Linked DNA regions of Homo sapiens: region 1 is linked to region 2. The links are chromatin contacts, found by Hi-C or POLR2A ChIA-PET in ENCODE. All regions are on one chromosome and are shown on one strand. The core of a region is the stretch at or near the end of the contact, and the rest is flanking DNA. Distances in the headings are between cores, read along the strand shown.

What was found. Hi-C counts contacts between places; a loop is a spot of excess contacts on that map. ChIA-PET counts read pairs that join two places held with the same protein, here RNA polymerase II (POLR2A). Pooled maps may share reads with other maps.
Region 1: a loop to region 2 is called in a map of psoas muscle, with 2.5 times the contacts of the local background. The contact joins the promoter of RPA3 here to the enhancer-like site in region 2. A Hi-C loop is called at or near these places in 2 of 168 maps with a recorded cell type or tissue (gastrocnemius medialis and psoas muscle), 2 of 37 single-sample maps with no recorded cell type and 13 of 50 pooled maps. POLR2A ChIA-PET finds 5 or more read pairs at or near these places in 6 of 52 experiments (CD8-positive, alpha-beta T cell, GM12878, MCF 10A and 3 more).

What each region holds. Positions count from the first base shown.
Region 1 is chr7:7,717,044-7,720,934 of GRCh38, reverse strand. It overlaps RPA3 (replication protein A3), which reads left to right and starts at 2,328. Exons shown (of 8, transcript NM_002947.5): 1 at 2,328-2,420. All of the region lies in intron 2 of UMAD1 (UBAP1-MVB12-associated (UMA) domain containing 1), which reads right to left.
Region 2 is chr7:7,680,161-7,683,589 of GRCh38, reverse strand. All of the region lies in intron 4 of RPA3 (replication protein A3), which reads left to right. The region is part of intron 2 of UMAD1 (UBAP1-MVB12-associated (UMA) domain containing 1); the gene reads right to left. Among named protein-coding and RNA genes, the nearest start is that of RPA3, 37 kb to the left of the region's middle. Within about 2 kb of position 1,954, at least 10 of the 41 ENCODE cell types and tissues checked have a DNase peak (open chromatin) inside an H3K27ac peak, as active enhancers do; they include Panc1, where a contact is called at or near this core.

The DNA of each region.
Region 1 (3,891 bases), core at 1,079-3,578, 37 kb before region 2:
CCTCATCTTAACTTGATTCCATCTGCAAACAGATTATATTTCAAAATAAGGTCACATTCATAGGTACTGGGGGTGAAGTCTTAAATATACCTTTTTGGGGGGACAGAATTCAACCCATAACTCATACTAACCACCTAGTCTGGATTACTAGAAGGCAGCACACCTGCACTTAGCCTTCACTGAAGGCTCTTAATTCTTCAGTAAAATGCCCCTTGTTTTAATAAAAATGTTTAAATAAAAATACACAAAAAAACAAATTGGCTTCTTCTACAAAATCACTATTGAAGATGCTTTTTTTTCTCAAAAAGTCTTTTTATAATTACCATGAAGAAAGTTTATTTCTTTTGATGACAGTGAAAATTTTTCTTTTGTTTGGCAATTAGGAAGCTTACTAGTCAGCACTATAGTACTGTACTAATACTCAGTAGTCTATAGTACCATAATACTACAGTAGTCTGGGTGTTTCTCAAGTTTAGATGGGGAGAGTAAGTTAGGGGGGGAAATGATTAAAAACACAGATGCCTGGGACACACTCCAAACCTATAAAATCAGAAGTGATGGGGAAGAGGCCCAGGGTTATTCGCTTCTGACAAGCAGCCAAAGTCATTCTGCTGTATACCAACTGTGAGTGCCACCAGCCTAGGGTTTTTACATCCCATTTCCCCCTTTATTCTCAGAGATGTATAGTTTGTGACTTTTATATTTTAATGCTCTTGTGTCCTTTATTGCAAGCTATATTTTTTTTAGCTATTTACAATTAAGATTAACAAGCAATTTCTAAGTATTCTACTTCTGAACTATACATTTGAAATAATACTTGTGACTGTATTTTAGGTTCTGTAGCACTTTTCCAAAAATGACATACATTTTCAAACAGATGGCTTTATTCATGCTTACCAAGTCCCTCTGAGGTACACTGGAAGAAGAAACTTTATTCCCTTCAAAAATAAAGGCTCAAGTCCAAGTCAAACTGAGTACTTATTAAACACCTTTAATGTTCAAGACCCAGGGAGGTACTTCTCTGAATATGGAAAGGTTAGTGTACCACTTAAACACAGTACACTGATTTACCATCTCTTGTTTGTACAGAATTAAATAGTCTAGACAATTTAATTATTTTAATTGATCAGTGTAAGTTGTTGTGAACAATTCAGAATAAAAGCTCCAAGTACAAGTACTTTCTTTCCACATTATTCTTCTCATCTTCAGTTCACATATGAAAACTAAAGCCTCCTAAACTTAAGATTATAAAGTACTGCAAAGTACAGTAGTCACTAACGTGAAAAAAAAAACTACTACTTTCCATGGCTGTCTATAGCTCAACTCTCTGAAAAATATACAGTCGGTTTGAAGTCTTTTGTGAAATCCCTTGTGAGACTCTACTGTTGACTGTGGTTAGAATACATTCAAAAGTATAATCAGATTGCATCATCACCATCACCTGCTCAGAGGCAAGTTGAAGAAACATGTGCTCATGAGGCTGAAGCTGGCTTATTGTACTACACTCTCATGTGGGCTTGCCAGAGAGATTAGTCACCATTTTGCAGCTGGTTTCAAATTCAGTTGCTGCGATACAAGTGCAGATGCAATGGCTTACCCTAATTATATTGCTCCAGTTTAATCTTTCCATTTGTAGCATACTATATACTGGATCAAATTCAAGACTCTGGATTGGTTTCAAATAGAAGAGATTTCAAAATCACACATTTGTTATCCTCTCCTAAAGCTTGCTGATCATATTTCATCATTGTATCTGCTAGATCTTCTGAATTCACCCTAAAGGTGTTTTTAGCTCTCTAAACCATCACTAAATCTTGATAATTAATAAAAATGCAGAAAAAAACAGTTCTTAAAGCTTTTTTTAACACAATAAAAGGAAAGTTATGTCATCTCCAAAAATACTCATATGTTTTTTAAAATTTCAATTTTCTTCCTCTTTGGAATTAAATATATGAGCAAATTCTAAGGAAATTAATTGTAATCAGTGGTTTCTAAACTTAACTGATGGTCAAAATCACTTGGGAAGCTTTAAAACACACATACATTTCCCCCACTTCACCCTGTACCTGTTGAGTCATAATTTAAAGAGGTTTCTTTTTAAATTAATCTAGAAGTTAAATAAAGCTAATGCTGGTATTGCTTCTGAGAGTCAGAAAGAAAAAAGAAAGGTTCCTGCCTATCTCATGCAGGTCTTTTTAACTGCCTGCTACTGTCCATATTTAATAAATGCCATCTGTCAAGAATGATGTCTATACAAAGAGATGATGTAATCAGAAGAACTTTAAAATAAAAGAAAAAATAAAATCCTAGCATCATCAGATCCACAGAAGCTACTCAGATAAGAGGCTCCAAGAGGACATTTTTGGATGTGAAAAACAATGAGAAGGAGGACAACACACATTTACAATCGTCTTAATTTTGTAAGTATCTGTTTGAATTTGTTGGATACATAGTTTTTTCCTTCAAAATAACTTAAAGGTATTATTTTGAAGACACACATAGTCAAGTTTAGATTATGCATTTTTACTCCGTTCTTATTCATTTGTTCCATGCTAGTGCTGGGAATATGGTGGTAAGAACAGACAACCCATGCCCTCACTATGCATACAGTATCATCGATGGCATTATAAAAATATCAAAATAGTTTTATGGTTAAAATAAACTATAAGAAATTCACATAAGTATATTTCAAAATACCCTTGGGGATAAAAATAACACATTCAAGTTACAGCTGACACATTATTTGGAAAAATCACTCAAGTTCTGCAATTTCTTCTTCCCAAATTAATACCAGTTTTACTTTCTTATCTGATCTAAAATTTATAACTTATTATACAACAATGTGAAGTTAATAAGTGAATGGTATATCACAGGTTATTCAACACACTGCTAAAATTAAAAATCATTGTGTCAATTCTAAAAACTAGATTTCCCTAAACTCTAAAAGCTACACAACTATGACAAACAGAATCTACAGCACTCTGTGACTCTTAATATTACAATTAAACATCAAGTTTATTAATAGAAAAGTTTGGTAAACAGATTTTCACATGACATAATGTGTCAATTTGATAATTATGGCCAATCATAAACTTAAGCATAAAAGGTGATGGTAAGATAAAAACAAAATCTTGAGGACAAAATTTCAAACTCATGCTCTCATCCAGGCCAGAGTTCCTGAACTATACAATGACAAACTAACTTCTTTGTTAAACTGCATTTTACTCTTTACAAATACAAGTAGTTTTCCAAATACTCCATGCTGTTGATGCCCCAAAGTGGGAAAAACAGATGAATTAAATAAATAGAGGCCATGTTAGCCAATGTGATTGAGACCATTTCTTCATTTAATAAAAAAATCAGTTAAAGTGGGAAATCATAAAAAATACATGCATACCTTAAACATTTTACTTCAAAACAATAAATCATATTCATTTAATAAAGTAAATACTTCTGAAGTAGCAGAGTTGTCTGAGGTAAATACCTGAGGTTATCGTCTCACGCCAAAGAAACTGAAGGACGAGGACACACAAGGAGTGAGTTTAAGAGTGGAGTTTTAATAGATGAAAGAAACAGGAGGCTGGGCGAGGTGGCTTATGCCTGTAATTCCAGCACTTTGGGATGCTGAGGCAGGCGGATCACTTGGGGTCAGGAGTTCGAGACCAGCCAGGCCAACGTGGTGAAACCCAGTCTCTACCAAAAATACGAAAATTAGCTGGGCGTGGTGGCGCATACCGGTAGTCCCAGCTACGCGGGAGGCAGAGGTGAGAGAATCGCTTGAACCCGGGAGACGGAGGTTGCAGTGAGCCAAGATCATGCCATTGCACTCCAGCCTGGGCAACAGACCAAGACTCCGTCTCAAAAAAAAAAAAAAGAAAAAAAGAAAGAAAG
Region 2 (3,429 bases), core at 705-3,204:
TGAAGCTTTCTGCTCTTTTTCTATTTAATGATTTAATATATTGAAGGAAATGTAATTACCCAGAAATTCTGTGGTTTTATTTGCTTTTTGTTTATGGCTCAACTAAAAAAGAAACTGTAACTTTATATTTTATGAAGTCTTTTTCAAAGTGTCTCAACACATTATTTGATGACATACAATTATTAGAGAGTGAACTGTAGTGCTTCTCAGCCTTGCATGAACTCTAGAATCATCTGGAGAACTCTGGGGGGAAAAAATCAATTCCTGGGCCTAATCCCAGGACCTTTTAATCAGAATCTAGGAATGGGTCCCAGCACCAGTATTTTTTTCTAAGTATCCCCTAATGCACAGAAGGGTTAGAATCACAGAGAGATAGATCCCTAATTTACGTTTGAGTCAACTAAATCCACTGAGTCCCCGAAAAAAATGAATGACTTTCCCACAATTAACTGTGCCAAACAGAAGGCTCAGTTCTGCCTCTGAGTACAGTTGGCACCTCTCCTCTTCCTTCATGCAATTGCCTTTCACTGTACATTCAAGGAGTTAAGGAAGGGTGGTGTACCCCACACGGGGATGGCCTAACCTAACTTTTTCACCTCCGAAAAACTGAAACTGAAACGCTGCTAGATTAACAGGTAAACCAGAATCAGGTAACAGTGACTGAAAATACTGTTAATTCTATCCATTAGACACACAACTCCACATTTCTTAATAGAAAAACAAGCATCTACATCATGAAGTTAGTTGAAAAATCCTGGCATACTTGCTTTGCAATTTAAAGGTCAAAAGTAAAAACACAAAAACTGCTAAGTAAATTAAATGTAAATCGAGTTTTTCTGGATATCCCGATACGTGGGTAAGGAGACAGCGATAGGGTAAGTTACTTTTTAATCCATAAACACTCTAATTTTTTAAAGATCTGGTATACATTTTTTGTAAGAACAGGCAATAAAAATAGGAAGCACATGTTGAAAACCTGTTTAGTTTTTGTCACTGTTTTAATTAAAGCCTTCAACCCTAGACAGAATCAAAGTGACTTACTGTCCCTCATTCCTTAGAATGTAAATTTTTATGTATACAGCTAAATTTCCACTTTTAAATAAAGGAAACAACACAGCGATGAAGAGACTACCTTTAAAAGTTCCATATAAAAATATGATAGTTTAAATGAAGTATGTATATGTGGTTTGGTTCCCAGAATGAGGAATTCCATAGGAGATAATCTTAAAAATAACTCACTTATTTTCAATATCTGACTGATCATTGAGACTGGAAAACAGAAGGTGAGACTAAATTACATATTTCAATGTGTTTTAAGTATTTTAAAAGGTGAAATCCAAGCTGCTGTGAATTATTAAATTCTGGTTCTAAATTCAGCAAGTGTTACAAAATAATTAGCTTAATGGAAACTAGAAGTTCTTATGCCCTACTTGAAGAAGCACCTGCATATTCTGAAAACCATGATGCATTTCCCTTGTACTGTAACCCAATTCCTTTAATCTCTACAATAGTGTTTGCCCAATTTCATTCTGCCTGCTTCAAAGTTATATTCAATATTTGGTCAACAATATTAGTGAACCAACAACAATATCTAAATTGTTCCTTTTCATTTATATCCTATTACTTTTTGTTGTTATTTTTCCTTCTTTTTGCTATAACATAATAAGCTAATTCATGCTTTTGTCTTAGTTTTGGAAGGAATTATATCCTAACATTTACGCAATATCCCTTTTCCTAACTTAAAATAACTATGAGCTTGCCACTACACTAGTAAATTTGTAATCAACTTAAAGATAATGTCTTAAAAGTACAATTAAACATGTCATAACAGGAGAAAACCCTGGTAATTACGAATAGTGCCATGCTTGCTGGATTTTTAAATAGTAGTATAAGGCTATGAAAAATCGCCACCCAGTGATGCAAATGAAAACTGCAATTTGTTTTTGTGTAAAATGAGTACCCTGGAGGATTACTTCAACTTCATTACTGAATGAAGGAATAGCTATTACCTTCTTACGTGAATAGGAACTGGTTACAAGGGAAAGGATGTTTTTCTACAAGAACTTTTTTCCCTTATTCTTATTCGGCACCACTAGACATTTTACAGAGGCTAAAAGCTTTCGAAATCTTAATGCGGAGAAAGGTTTTCTGTCCAAATGTGAGCTAACTGTATATGAACAGCCCAGATATTCCTATTACCAAAACAAGTGTCTAGACTCTGCCCAGACCTGAATTTCAAGTCATGATGTGTTGATTCCATCAACTCTGCAATGCCATCTAATAATTGTGACCTAAAACCTATTTGTGTTAAGCAGAAATGCTTGCCTAGGGGAAAAGGTATTCTCAAGTGGAAAAAAATAGATAATTTATAGCTTAAACAACATAATTTACTCTGACCTTTCTAGAAATGGGTTATAAAGGCCACATAAGGAGATAATCTAACAAATTCTGTGGTGTCCATATTGATAAAAAGTTGTTGCTACAAATATAATCATGTTTATAAGTTTTTACTTAGCTTTATCATTTAGACATCAACAAACACACAAACCAACAAAATATATTTATTTTTCTGTAATGTACGTATTGCACACGATGCCACAAAAAAAGTTATGTGGATATATGCTAACCATGATACATGTGTATGCAACTAAAAAAACTATCAGAACTAATAAATAAATTCAGTAAGGTTACGGCATACAAAATCAACATACAAAAATCAATAGCATTTTTATATGCCAACAGCAAACAATTTGAAAAAGAAACCAAGAAAGTAATCCCATTTATAAAGCTACCAGTAAAATAAAATACTTAGGAATAAATATAACCAAAGTGAAAGATCTCTAAAATAAAAATTATAAAATACTGATGAAAGCAACCAAAGAGAACACACATAAAAAAAAATGGAAAGATATTCCAAATTTATGGATTGGAAGAATCAGTATTGTTAAAATGTCCATACTACCCAAAACAATCTACAGATTCAATGCAATCACTATCAAAATACCAAAGACATTCTTCACAGAAATGGAAAAAATAATCCTAACATTTATATAGAATCACAAAAGACCCAGAGAAGCCAAAACTGTTCTAAGCAAAAACAACAAAATTAGACGAATCACACTACCTGACTTCAAATTATACTAAAAAGCTATAGTAACTAAAATAGCACAGTACCGGCATAAAAACAGACACATGGACGAATGGAACCAAATACAGAACCCAGGAATAAATTCACACATTTACAATGAACTCATTTTCAACAAGGGTGCCAAGGATATACATTGGGAAAAGGAAGTCTTGAATCAGTGGTGCTGGGAAAACTGGATATCTATATGCAGAAGAATAAAACTAGACCCCTATCTCTCGCCACATACAAAAATCAAATCAAAATGGATAAAATACGTAAATCTAAGACCTGAAACTACGAAA